2 separate regions of the Homo sapiens genome follow, and region 1 is linked to region 2. Evidence: chromatin contacts called from ENCODE Hi-C or POLR2A ChIA-PET data. All regions are on one chromosome and are shown on one strand. The core of a region is the stretch at or near the end of the contact, and the rest is flanking DNA. Distances in the headings are between cores, read along the strand shown. Region 1 overlaps CREB3L1 (cAMP responsive element binding protein 3 like 1). Region 2 holds the start of CHRM4 (cholinergic receptor muscarinic 4).

Evidence for each region. A loop is a pair of places that touch in the nucleus more often than their neighbours do. ChIA-PET counts read pairs that join two places held with the same protein, here RNA polymerase II (POLR2A). Pooled maps may share reads with other maps.
Region 1: a loop to region 2 is called in a pooled map, with 2.3 times the contacts of the local background. The contact joins the enhancer-like site here to the promoter of CHRM4 in region 2. A Hi-C loop is called at or near these places in 2 of 50 pooled maps. POLR2A ChIA-PET finds 5 or more read pairs at or near these places in 2 of 52 experiments (K562 and OCI-LY7).

What each region holds. Positions count from the first base shown.
Region 1 is chr11:46,312,341-46,319,394 of GRCh38, reverse strand. CREB3L1 (cAMP responsive element binding protein 3 like 1) reads right to left here. Exons shown (of 12, transcript NM_052854.4): 6 at 6,921-7,054; 7 at 6,725-6,783; 8 at 6,476-6,544; 9 at 3,010-3,109; 10 at 1,908-2,034. Among named protein-coding and RNA genes, the nearest start is that of DGKZ, 32 kb to the left of the region's middle. Within about 2 kb of position 4,127, at least 5 of the 41 ENCODE cell types and tissues checked have a DNase peak (open chromatin) inside an H3K27ac peak, as active enhancers do.
Region 2 is chr11:46,386,712-46,393,429 of GRCh38, reverse strand. CHRM4 (cholinergic receptor muscarinic 4) reads left to right here and starts at 1,654. Exons shown (of 2, transcript NM_000741.5): 1 at 1,654-1,899. RefSeq lists enhancers at 1-640, 2,158-2,761, 2,762-3,367 and silencers at 1,294-1,343, 1,524-1,613, 3,593-3,802, 3,833-3,892.

The DNA of each region.
Region 1 (7,054 bases), core at 2,878-5,377, 77 kb after region 2:
AGAGGAGGCAGCTGAAGTTCCAGGCACTCAGGGAAATTGTCCTCCCTGAAGGGAGGATGCGAACCCAGGTCTGCCTGGCCCTGGGATCTGCTGCCCCTCCGGCTCTGCAGCCATGACCTCATAGTCTGTGTGAACAGAGGTCCCTGGAACTGCGCAGTGCGCCAGCTCTGCAAACCAGCCTGCTCCAAAGCCATCTGCCTGCTGGGATGTGTCTTCCTCTCCACCCAGCCCAGGTCCTGGGCCTAAAACCCACTGCCTTCCCTCCAAGGGGCTCATTCATTGCCTCCTCTCACTGTGGCTTTATCCATCAACCCCAGCTCTCTTTCCACTCCTTTTTCTCCAGTGGCTTCTGTGGCCTTGGAAAAGCAGACACATGGCTCTCCAGACCTTGCATTGCTGCTGCCCACCCGCCTTTAGTGACCACCCCGTTCTCTCCTCCTCAGCCTGCACGTGTCCGGGGAGGAGCTTTCACTCTCCCTGTCTCTACTTCCTCTTTCCCTAACCCTCCCCACACCAGCTTCCTCCCCTCAAGGCCCTCAACGTCTAGCTCATCCTCCCTGCTATATCCCTCCTTCTTGAAACTCACTCCTTAATCTTCCCTCCTCTGACCTCCCATCTGTTTCCTCTTCCTCCTCCTGTCCTGCCAGACACGTGGTTCTTGGTAAGTGACTGACTGGTAAGTGATGAGGGACAGCCAGGAAGTTCCTCTGTGGGTCCACCTGAAGGATTCTCTGCGTCTGAAATCCACACTCTTCTTTGCTGGGCCCTACCCTGGTTCTCCCTTTGCCAGCTACTGTGATGTAGCTATTCTCTCCTCCGTGAGCTCTAAGAGACTGAGTGTGCTCATTTCATAAGCACAGACACTGTGCTATTTCATGCACTGTCTCACAGCCATGGCTCAGTAAGTGCAAAATTGCCACTCCCATTTTCTAGATGAAGAAATGAAAGCTTAAGACACATGCCCCTGGTCACACAGCAGGTGGCAGTGCCAGTTACGATGGACTTGACATCCCCATGCTCCTAACCACTGTACGTTTACTATCCCCCTTGGAAACAGTAGATATCTGAACCCACACCACCGCTACCCTTCTTCTGTCCATGGTAGACATTATCAGTGGATCATGACACTCCTTCCTGTCAATTCTGAATGGTGCCTCAGGATCCTTCTTTTTTTTTTGAGATGGAGTCTCACTCTGTCACCCAGGCTGGACTGCAGTGGCGTGATCTTGGTTCACTGCAACTTCTGCCTCCCAGTTTCAAGTGATTCTCCTGTCTCACCCCTCTCAAGTAGCCGGGACTACAGGCACATGCCACCATGCCCAGATAAGTTTTGTATTTTTAGTAGAGACGAGGTTTCACCATGCTGGCCAGGCTGGCGTCGAACTCCTGACCTCAGGTGATCCACCGCCTCGGCCTCCCAAAGTGCTGGGATTACAGGCATGAGCCACCGCGCCCGGCCCAGGGTCCTTCTTAACTCAGTGTTTCAGGCAGCTACCACCACCTTATTGGAAATGGCTTTTGAGCTGAAACTCACTTGCTGTCCCTATCATGAGATACTGATGGTGCCTAGCAGATGCCCCATAAGCACTGGCACCATAATGCATGGGGCCCAGGGCTGGAACATTCCTGTTATCCCCTAAACCCACCTCCTGCAAGCCACTCCTGAGCTCTCTGGGAGCTAGGCTGGGCATCGGGAGCTCTGTATTTTAGTCCCAATTCTACCACAAACACTGAGCAAAGCATAGACTCTCTTTGGGCCTCGGTTTCCCCATCTGGAAAATGAGGCAAAATGAGATAATGCTGACCCCACACTTGGCTTCTCTCTTATGTCTGGCTTCTGCCTGGACACTGGGGCTGGGGCAGGGCAGCCTCAGCCCAGGGAGCTGGCATGACAGGCGGGCACTCACTCTGGCTGGCCGTGTAGACGCCGTCTGCGGCCAGGGGGTCTTCCTTCACAGTCTGGGAGCCGGAGGAGAACTCGGGAAGGCAGGGCACGAGGGAGCCCAGCACCAGAACAAAGCACAAGGCTGCCACCTGGTAGCAAAGAGAGAGTGGCATCAGATCTGGGGTAAGGAGGGGCCACGGCCCTGACCACCCCACTCCTCCTCTCCCAAACCAACAGGCACAAAAGTCTTAGCGTTTTCCCAAGGAAGCAGCTGCTCCAGTCGACCACTCCCTCCTACATGTGGGGTCTCCTATCCTCTCTGGGGAAGGCAGGGACAGCCCAGGCCATCCCAGCCCATTGTAGGGGGGTCGCCACAGGCAGTGCTAGAAGTAAGAGGGAAGTGGCCAATGTGGAGTCCCCTTACGGGGTAGAGGAATCAGGAAAGGAAGGAATAGGTGCAGGTGGGGCTTGGGGCTGGGACGAGGGAGGGGGACACACCGCCACATCACGTTCTCAGCAGGATTCTGAGGAGCCTGGCTAGCGGGAGGTGCTGAGAGCCACGGAGCCCACACTACCCCTGCCCATAGCCTGGTTCTGCTGCCTGACAGCTCGAGGGTCTCGGAGGGCCGGGGCATGCTGAGCCAGGCGGCAAGAGACTGGCCATTTCCAGAAGAAGATAGAAGAGGGACTGGAAGAGGTCTGAAACACGCCCTGGGAGCCTTCCGGGTTTCCAGGGGTTTCCTCAGCCTTTTCACTGCCATCTGTTCCAGAAAGAACCATGTCCGTTCTTCCCTGAGTCTCCCCAAGCCCTTCCCTGCACAAGGCCTGTGGAAGCCGCCTCCTCAAGGAACCTGCCCAGCTGTCCCCTAGCTGGGGCCACTGGAGTCACCTACACATCTACACTGTGTTAACCAGTCGGGGACCGGTGTGAGGCAGAAGGCACCATGGGCTTGGAGAAGGAGTCTGGAGTCTGCTAGAACCAGCCCACCAGGCGCCAGGATGGTGTACCCTGGGACGCTGCCCACGATGTTACCGATCCTTAAAGCTCTGCCCAACCCTGGAAAAAGCCAGCCTTGGGAAGAACTCTCCTCCTGTGGGTCTGTGGTGGAGGGAGCCACACCTACCATGAGGCAGGTCCCAGTCTGGGTGGCGGCCATCTTGTAAGGTCTGGAGATCTTGTTGGTGACCAGAGTCTGGAGTTTCTGCAGCTGCTGGAGCAGGGTCCTGAGGAGGGCACAGCAGTCAGCTGGCAGGCTTTGACCCCGCAGGCATCTCTGCCTCCTGGAGCTCTCCTAGGGGGCTGGCTCCAGACTTGGCCTCCACGCCAGGTGCCCGTTTCAGTCAAGATAGGAAAGGTCACCTCCTGCGTGGCTCCTCTGCAGAGTGGCCTGGCGCCTGGGGCCTGCCTCATGGTGACTGGCTGGGTCACCTTGTGGAAGCTCAGGCCTGCCCTGTGATGCTCCTGGCCAAGGGGGTTGGAGGAGGGAAGGCCTGCCCCCAGCTGCACAGATGCCAGCCTTCTTTTGCTTAACCGACACCTGCCACAGTTTCACTGACCTTCCCTCCCTGGCACCCCCAGCACCCTGAGCTGATAAGAAGGAGCTGTTTGGCACAGTGCCTGGTATGTAGTGAGTGTCTAGTAAATGGTAGCTATTGTTTTTGTTAGGTTTTTTGTTTTGTTTTGTTTTGAGACAGAGTCTCGCTCTTTCACCCAGGCTGGAGTGCAGTGGTGCGTTTGCGACTCACTGCAACCTCCGCCTCCGAGGTTCAAGTGATTCTCCTGCCTTAGCCTCCTGACTAGCTGAGACTACAGGCGTGCGCCACCATGCCGGCTAATTTTTGTATTTTTAGTAGAGACGGGGTTTTGCCAGGCTTGTCTGGAACTCCTGACCTCAGGTGATCCACCCGCTTCGGCCTCCCAAAGTGTTGGGATTACAGGCATGGGCCACCGTGCCCAGCCATTTTTGCTTTATTGCTGTGTTTGCTTTTATCACGGCACTTCGTTTATTTATATATCTCCACATCAGTCTCCTTTATTAACTGTGGCCTCCCTGAGGGTGAGGACCGGGTCCCACTCAGCGTGGAATCTTCTGGGTGCATACAGAATGCGTTCAGCACAGGCTTGGTGGGCAAATGTTTAATCTCTCTCCACCCAAACGGGCACGTAGGGGTTGCAGTTCCCACAATGTACAGCAGGTGGCGAAATAACTACAAGGGCTTGGACCTACTTTGGGCCAGAAAGGAACCCCAGCCAGAGACAGAGGGGTGGGGTGGGGGGTCAGGTGGGATTCTCCAGGCCAATCAGGGAACAGAGGAGTGGCTGGATCCCGCTGGAGAAGCTGGGGGAGAAGGAAGGAAAGAAGGAAAAAGTCTTGTGTTGAGCACCTGCTGCATACCAAGGCTGTTGTCTAGGTTATTGTAATTAATCCCAGCAAATAATTATTAAAGACCTACCACAGGCTCATGGCTGGGCACTATCAGGAATTTGGAATGAAAATAATGGTGGGGTGTGGTGGCTCACGCCTGTAATTTCAGCACTTGTGGGAGGCTGAGGCAGGAGGATTACATGAAGTCAAGAGTTCAAGACCAGCCTGGCCAACATAGTGAAACCCTGTCTCTACTAAAAATACAAAAATTAGCCGGGTGTGGTGGTACACGTCTGTAATCCCAGCTATTTGGGAGGCTGAGGCATGAGAATTGCTTGAACCCAAGAGGCGGAGGTTGCAGTGAGCCGAGATTGTGCCACTGCACTCCAGCCTGGGCGACAGAGCAAGACTGTGTCTCAAAAAAAAAAAAAAAGTAAATAAAAATAAAAAAGTAAAAATAATGAAAGAAGGCCAGGTGCAGTGGATCACACCTATAATCCCAGCACTTTGGGAGCCAAAGCAGGAGGTATGCTTGAGTCCAGGAGCTGGAGACCAGCCTGGGCAACACAGCAAGACCACGTCTCTACAAAATACTTAAAATTAGCCAGGGGTGGTGGTGTGCGCCTGTGGTCCTAGCTACTTAGGAGGTTGAGGGGGGAGAATCAGGAGTTTGAGGCTGCAGTGAGCTATGATCACCCCACTACGCTCCAGCATGGGCAACAGAGTGAGACCCTATCTCAAGAAAATAAATAAATAAAAATAATGAAAGAAGAATAAAAGCTAACATGAATTGCACATTTCTAAATGCCAAGCATCAGGCTGGATCCTTTATTCGCAGGATCTTATTAATACCCTCACATCCATCCTATGAGATAATGTTTCTTTTCTTTCTTTTTTTTTTTTTTTGAGACAGAGTCTCACTCTGCCACCCAGGCTGGAGTACGGTGGCACCATCTCAGCTCACTGTAACCTCTGCCTCCCGGGTTCCAGTGATTCTTTTCCCTCAACCTCCTGAGTAGCTGGGATTACAGGCATGCACCACCACATCCGGCTAATTTTTGTATTTTTAGTAGAGATGGGGGTTTCACCATGTTGGCCAGGCTGGTCTCGAACTCTTGGCCTCAAGTGATTTGCCCGCCTCCGCCTCCCAAAATGCTGGGATTACAGGCGTAAGCCACTGTGCCTGGCCCTATGAGATAATGTTTCTATCATCCCCATTTAGACGAAGAAACAGGGGCCCAGAGATATTTAACGATTTCTCCAGAGTCACAAAAATGGCAGAGCAGCGTAAGAACCCAGAGCTGTGACTTGACGTGGCTGCTACCTGCCAGGCACTGTCCTGCTGTCTCTATACTCCTGTTTCTCAAACTTCATAGTACATGTGAATCACCCAAGGACCTTGTGAATGTGCAGTTTTTAGCTCAGTAAGTCTGGAGAGAGTTCTGAAATTCTGCATTTTTTTTTTTGAGACAGAGTCTGGCCCAGGCTGGAGTGCAGTGGCACAGTGTCAGCTCACTGCAACTGCCGCCTCTCGGATTCAAGTGATTCTTCTCCCTCAGCCTCCCGAGTAGCTGGGATTACAGGCGCCCACCACCACGCCCAGCTAATTTTCTATTTTTAGTAGAGATGGGGTTTCACCATGTTGGTCAGTCTGGTCTCGAACTCCTAACCTCAAATGATCCACCCCCCTCATCCTCCCAAAGTGCTGAGATTACAAGCGTGAGCCACCGTGCCCAGCCTGCATTTCTAACAAGCTCCTAGGTGATGCTGATGTTGCCTGTCTGGGTCAGCTGGCTTTGAGTAACAAGGATTTACACCAGTGGTTCTCAAACTTGAGGGTGCAACCTAATTACGTGGAGGGCTTATTAAAACACAGGGCGCTGGGCCCTACCCCTGGAGCTTCTGATTCAGTAGACCTGGCATGGGGCCCGAGAATAAGCATTTCTAATAATTCCCAGGGATTGTTGCTGGTCTGAGGACCACACTTTGAAAACATCTGCTCACTTAAGCAACTCCCCAGCCCTGCCAGGTGTAGGTGAGGAAAAATGGGAACACAGAGAGGGGCAGGATGTAAGTGGCCCAAGGCTGCAGGGTGTGTTTCTGGGGTCCCTGTCATCCTAAACTTAGTTCTCTCTCCTCTCCCCTGTCTCCCAGAGCTATGCAGAGCCAGGCACGGGTTGCAGAGGGGCAGGGGGCCAGGTTGGATGCAGGAGGCACTACCCACCTGTTGGCATTCTCCAGGGTCTCCACCTTCTTCCACAGTTCATTGTTCTCAGATGTAAATGTCTCCACCCTGTAGGGGCCAAGCAGGCACAGGCTCAGGGGCAGCCCCCAGACTCACAACAGCTCCTCGGCCCAGCCCACCACCATCACACTCCCTGTGCCCCCTGCCTCTGCTGCCCCCTGAGGGAGGGCCTAGGGGAGGGCAGGTCAGGCAAGGGAGTGGATTGCCCACCCCTCCCAAGCCCCTTACTTCTTTTCTAGACACTCCACATACTCCTTCTTCTTACGACGGCTCTCCTGGGCTGAGATCTAGAGGGGGAGGCCCGAAAACAAGGGTTAGCACTGCCACATATTCACTTCCTGGGCCCCCCAATTTCAGAGCTGGTATGCCAGGGGAGCCCACCCACCAAGGAAGCCCTCTGAAGCCCCAGGGTGGCAGGCTTTACCTTGTTCTTGATTTTCCTCCGGACTCTCTTCAAGGCCTTCTCCTCGGCTTTGGTGAGGGGGAGTTTTGTGGGGATGGGGTAGCCCTCAGCAATCAGGGTCCGCTTCTCCTCCTCTGTCAGGAGCAGTGGCCCTG
Region 2 (6,718 bases), core at 405-2,904:
TCATCTGACTGTTTTAAGGATCTATCTGCCTTCCTCCTCCACAACCCCCACCTCCTCTTAGGAGTATCACACTCTTCTGTGCCCTGGGAAGGATATGGCAAAGTGGAAGAAGTGCAGGAGTGCCGTCTTAGGGTCTTATGAACCAACTTTCCTTATTTGTGAAGTGGGGCAAGAAGAGTAGTGCTTCTTTCACCCCCAGTTATGAGGTCTTGGGAGACCCGATCATTCATGTAACAACAGAAGATGGCTTCCTACTCTAGCCAACCAACCCCAGCCCTGAAGTTCCCAATTCCGACCAACCCCAGCCGTCGCGCTCGCGAGCTCTGGGGACCCGAACTCCACTTCCGGGTTCCGCGCGGAGAACCCCACACCAAGAGCCCCGCAGCGCTGGCTTCTACTCGAGTTCCCTCCCATTCTCTGCCAAGAGGCTCCTGCCTCTCCTCCACCGCCGCCCCCGCAATCGCCCTCACCACCTCCGGCCCTCGGGGGAGGGTCTTGAGTTGTTTCCCCGAGAGAAGAAATCAGACGTCTTAAGCTTAATCAAATGTTTGCGATCAGAATTTGGGGTTACAGGCCTCGGTCCTGGGCGCAGTGGGGAGCGTCCGACCCCGGCGGTCCCCCGGAAGGGCGCTCTCGGAGGGAGACAAGCGCTGGAGCGGAATCAGGCAGGCGAGGCTGCTGGGCCAGGGCGCGGGGAGCTCTCCGAGGTGCTGAAGCCGCCCCAAGGTCCGCCCAGCCTGGGCGAGGCCCGGAGTCCTGAGGCTACGGCCCGTGCGGTTCCCAGCGACCTCTGAGATTGGCTGCCCGCTCTCCGGGATCTTGTCCCGGGCTCCGGCCCCGGCGACCTTGGGCAACCGACTGTCCCTCACAGGCGGCGGTGAACTGGCGGTCCAGGCTGCGCCTGGACTGGCGGCGCGTCCCATCCCAGGGCTGGGAGAGCAGGGGCGCGCCCCTTCCCCGGCCCGGAACGCTGAGCAGGCAGCCGAGCGGGTGCGGGCGAGTGGTCCGCGGTGGGCTCTTCTCTCCCCGGCCGAACCTCTCCAGTCCACCCGCTCCTGCGCTTCCCCAGGCCCCGACGGCGCCCCTCCTCGCGGGCGGCCCGGCCGGCACGCAGCGGCGCGGCTGGAGCTCCCGGCCCTCGACCCCGACGGATCCCTGGCGGCGCAGCCCGCCCCACCCACCCGCAGCCTCCCGCTGGGGTCAGACTCCCGCGCCTCGCGGCCAAACCGCCAGCGGGGCCACGCAGGGCGCTGAGGTCCCGGAGAGGCGCGAAAATAGCTCAGGGTCCCGGGAGTATGGTCAGGGCGGAGGCGGGAGCGCGGCCGGACCCAGCTGCCAGCTCCTTCCCCAGCCCGCGAGGGGGCGCCGCGTCCCCATGACAACGCGGACACCCCCACCCCCCGGAGGGCAGCGCCCCCTGCTCCCCTGCGTCGCTGGCCGTGGGCGGCGCCCTCTGTGCCCAAGCAGGGAGCTGCCGGCCAGCCCCCGAGAGGGGCGCGGACCGCCGGGGTCTCCGACGCCTCGGGTGTTGACCCCCGCGCGTCGCCGCCGGGTGACCGGCCCGGGGCGGGCGGCGCGGCCCCGCCACGATTGGCTGCTTCCTCGTGACATCACGCGGCTCGGGGAAAAGTGCGAGCGTGAGCGCGAGTCGGAGCCACAGCGCCGGGAGCTGCGGGCGGAGCAGGGGCCGCCCCTCGACACCCCGTCCCCGCCCCCGGCCCTCGGCCCGGCCGCCCGCCCCGCCGGCCCGCGGGGCCGCGCGTCCGTCCCGCCGTCTGTCTGGCGCGAGGGGAGCTGGGCAGAGGCGGCGGGTAAGTGGCTCCGCGGCGGCGCGGGGGCGGGGGGCTCGCCGGGAAGAGCAGGAAGCAGGTCCCCGGGACGCTCTGAGGCTCCCCAGAGGTGGGTTCGACTGGGACAGGGCGCCAGACCCCCTCCGGGGCGAGCGCGGGCCGGGAGCGGCAGTGGGCCGGGGCTGGGGGACCCCGCTGGAAGCAAGGCCGGGGGCTCTCGGAGGCTTCTCCAGGTGCGCCCGGGTGCGCCCGTGGGAAGGGGTGGGCATCCAGGATGTCGGGGGCGGGGGATTGCCCGCCCACAGACCCCACGGAGCCAGGGGCAGCCGTCGGGGGTGGGACCCTGTACTCCAGCCCTCCCACTGGCGGCTCAGCAGGGCGCCGGGCGCTGAAGCCCCAAAGAGCCCTTTTCCCGCCGTCTCCCCGCCCTCCCTCTCCCTCCACCCCTTTGCCCCCGCGCTGCCAGCCCACTCCGGCCCCTGGAGTCCTCCATCTACGACCTTGAGCCCCGACGGAAAACACCCCTGCCCTCCCCGACACCCCTCCCCCGCTCCGGTACTACCCCCCTTTGCTGCCCAGCCTCCAAGCCGGGGTCCTCCAGCTCCAGGCCCCCTCCTCCGGCCCCGCAACGGAAGTGTTGGGCACAATGTCGGTGCCAAATCTTCGCCTCTCCCTCCCTTGGACTCTGGAGTCTCCTCTCCCGCCCCAGGGACAGATCCAGGGGCCACAGCCTTCCCAGAGCCATGGAGTGAATGCCCAAGAACCGAAGACCTACACCCCAAACCACCCCACGGGCGTGCGGAGCACCCCCTCCGGTCTCGCCCGGGGAAGAGGGGTGTCGAGGACTCGGGAAACACAGTGCCCACGCCCAGAGGCTGCAGGAACTGCGTGCTAGGGGCTTGGAGGGAGGGCGGGGCACCCGAGAGCCAGGGCTCCTTCGACCACGGCGGAGACATGGAGGAGCCTCCAGATGGCCTAGGAAAACACGGCCCTCGAGGCCCGCCCGACCCTAGCGTGAGAAACTGGGTCCCCACTTTGGTCACAGGGGCTAGACAGTGCCTCTGGGGTAGGGTGCAGGGTGAGGAGAGAAGGAGGACAAGAGTCTTGCACTCGCCTGACCCGAGCTCTGTCCGGGCCTCCGCCTTGTGGGTGCACTGCGGATGCCCTCTCGCCGCGAGAATGGGCGGCTTTTGGCAATAACGCCTCTTAGGGGAGTTATTAGAGCTGAGCGTGCCTGGTGTCCCTCAAGGCCAGGTTGGGCGACTCTCGCAGAGGCCCCTCGACAGATGTCAGTCAGAGGCTAGGACTCTGCCACATCTTTAAGGACTTGGACACCTCTGGGCACCGGGCTAAGACGGCGTCCCAAAGTTAGGTGGCCCGTCGCAGGCAGCCCCTAGTAGTCTGGCCTCCTCGCCCGCACAACCCTTCACCCACAGGCCAGGTGCAATCCCGATGCAGGCTCCTGGCCCGACCCTCTACGCGCTCAGGCGGACAGCTAAGGTCTGGCTGAGTCTCCGGCAGGGGCGTTTGGAATGTGACCGGTCACCCACTCTCGGCCCTGCATTTGCTTGTGCATGCAAGTCCACAGGTGTAGAGGCACCCGAACCGTGTGCATCCTCCCGGCCACAGCACCCTAGGCACGCACACGCATGCACATGCACGTGTGCACACGGCGCGGCATGCTCACGCGCTCTCACGGGCGGACTGGTATCCAGGCGTGGCCGTGCGCACACACACGCACATGCATACAGCTACTAGCGTCTACTCGCGCTCCCCCGTAGGCACACACAAACAGAACTCGCACTCGCGCTCCCGCCCACACGTTCCTCGCAGGGTGCCGGGTGGAATCCGGGCTCCCTCAACTTTCCCACCCGAGAACCCCGCGCGGAGCCGAGGGCAGCTCTGGGGCGGCGTCCGACGGGGCCTGGCGAGGGGACCCCGCGTCACTTCCCCGGGAGGCTGTGCCTGAGGGCTCCTCTGGGTTCGCAGTCGCATTGGAGTTGGGGGCGGTGGCCAACGGCGGCCGCACGGTCTAGGTCCGGAGCGGGCACCAGGGACCGACATTGCCATCTAGCGGTGCGCACAGCCCCGGCGGCGGCGGCTCGCTCCCCAGATGCCAGGCGTATCTGGATTCCAGGGAAGGCGCCAGAGGGGGTCGGAATGTCTGCGGGTGACCCCGAGGTGTCCAAAACGACGACAGCTGGGGCGGGGCGGAGTCGGGGAGACCCTGAGCCTCGCCCTGTCAGCACCTGGCAGCTCCCTCACGCGGGCCAAGAGCAGGACTTAATCACCGGCCATCCAGTGGTCCCGGCTCAGCCCAGCCGCCAGGATCTGGGAGAAGACAAGACATCGCTTGTCTTCTGGGAAAGCTAAGTCGAGAAGCCAGCAGGAATGTGAGGGGACCCTACCCAAGCCTCACCTGGACAGTCCCTCAGTTGTGTGGTTTTCGGGTCGAGGGGAGCAGAGGCAGGAGGTCAACTCTGAGCAGTAGCACCTTGGACTTTAAGAAGGAGCTTCCCGGGTTCTTCTGCCCCCACCCGTACTTCCTAACCTGGTGACTTTGGGCCAGTTGATTAACATTATCCTCATCTATAAGAGGATATTTACATCTGTAAGATGAGGACACTAATAATACCTGCCTTTTCAGGCTGTTGTAAGGATTAAACCAGATAATCTATATTAAAAGCTCAGAGGGGTTCCTGACACGCAGTTAACACTCAATAAACAAGAGCTATTATGTTTTCACATTCTGCACTTCTAGCCCCGTTTGTTATCATCCTGCTGCCCTGTATCCTGCCTTGGGAGGCTGAAGTGAGTTTCCTTGGGGCTGGCTGACTGATTACTCCTGCCTGCCCTGTCCCCTCCTCCACGTGAGTGATTGGGGGAGGGCAGCCTCCTGGTGCTGGAGGGGACAGCTCAGAGAGTGACACCTGAGCTTCTATTTCAGAGGCTCTCAGAGCCAAATGGGGTTGTCAGGGACCCCAAGAGAGGGCAGTATGTGGTCTTTGCCCTTGACTCGTTGTGTGACCTTGGGGGTGACAACACTTGCTCTCAGCCTCTCCTCCTACGAACCAAGGATTTAGAACAGGAGAACTTGAACTATCAGGCTAGGAGGCTGGGTCTGTATCTGCGACGGTGGAATAGAAGGGCTGGGGTCAGACTTGGGGCAGTTACCCTGGCCCTTGGCCCCAGCCTGCAGTACATTTTTGTGTTTATGTATAGAGATCAAGTTTAGGTGCCAATCCCTATAGCTGCTGGGGAGGATGTCCCAGGACAGGATCCTCTCTATTCTGCAAATGAGAAAGAGGTGCAGGAAGGGGCAGTGGATCGTCTCAGGCCACAGAGCCAGAGCCCAGGCTGCGGGTTAGTGCTCCTTCCTCCACAGCCGGCTGCCGCGCCCTCTCTTCCTCTCACACACAGACGCACAGAACTGCGTATCCGACCATGCCTGCTGGGCTGGCGTGGCTGTGATGGGCCCGCGTGCGTCTGTGGAGCGGTGTGTGTGTTGGCGGGTGTGAAGGAGGCTGGGCTGAGCGGCTGCCCTGGCACTCAGAGCTGGCGTGGGCCTCCCTCACATGGAGGGAAGAGGAAGAGGGGGAGGAGAGCTAAGAGGAGCCTGGTGGGAGGGAGGGCAGGCTCAGGGAAGGGCCTGTGGTGGGGACTCCAGCTAGGGCGCCGCCCGGTGTGCGGAGTGGACTGTGGAGGGGAGAGGCGGCCCTGGCAGCCCTTCTCTTCCCTCTGGGACAATTCTTTCACCTCACGGGTCCCCAGTTGGGCCTCAGGGTTCTCTGACAACCTAGTGACCCCTGCACTGCCTCCCTCCCAGCTGCATGCCCTGTGGCTGGAGCTGAGGACTCCTTGAAGGGGATGTGACAGTTGCAGGTACCTCCTGAAGCCCCTTCTGCAGGGACTCTCCTCCTCTCTGGGGTGCCCAGCTCCATGCACCGCCTCTGGTCCCCTGCAAAGCCTTCTGGCTCCTGGAGCTCTTTGGCCTCCTTCAGCCAGAGCTCTTAAGTTACGGGACTGCCTTCCTCTCACCACCTCACCCCGCACTTAATCCCACCAGCAACATAGTGCAAGAAGCCGTGAAACCTTGGTCAGGCTTTTAACAGCTCCGTGCCTCAGTTTCCCCATCTGTAAGTAGTAGAGAAAAAATGGTATCTACCTCATAGGTTTGTTATGAGGATGAAATGAGTTAACACTATAAAAAATGTTGCCAGGCATGATGGCGCCTGGAGTCCCAGCTACTCAGGAGGTGAGAGGATGGCTTGAGCTCAAGAGTTCTAGACCAGCCTGGACAACATACCAAGACCCTGTCTCTACAAATAAATAGATAAATAAATAGACACTTTTTTTAAGTGTCAAAAGTGCTTGGCACTTAGTAGACCATCAGTGTTAGGTGCTCATACATACCCCGATTATTGCCTTTGTCCCAGTGTCTTCTACAGGGGTTGGAGAGCAGGTGTTAAGAAATGACCGAATGGGTAAATGGATGAACAGAACACCTCCCTCCAGAGCCCACATGCTCGTGGGCCTCTGGGACCACTCTCCTCCTCCTCTTGCTTCCCTGAGCTCCCCCAGCACTGGCCTCTGTCCAGGCCTTGCGCTGCCTCCAGGCCTTTGCTGTGGCTACTGCCCCTGGCAGGGCCACTCTCCACAGCTCCTCCTGTGGCTGGCTCCTCATCACCCAGATGACCTGGTGGGTGAGGCCACCTAGCAAGGAGTCATGCCTGTCCTGCCTTCTGACTCACTCTCTCATCACCCTGCCTTTTTTTTCTTTTGTGGCTCACGTGTTTGCATGTCTCCCCCCATGAGGCAGGGGGCCATGTGTGTCTTATTCACTTCTGTAGCCACAGCACCCTGAGCAATGCTTGCCACATAGTAGGTGCTCAATTAATGTTGAATGAATGGGCAAATGCGGGATGGCG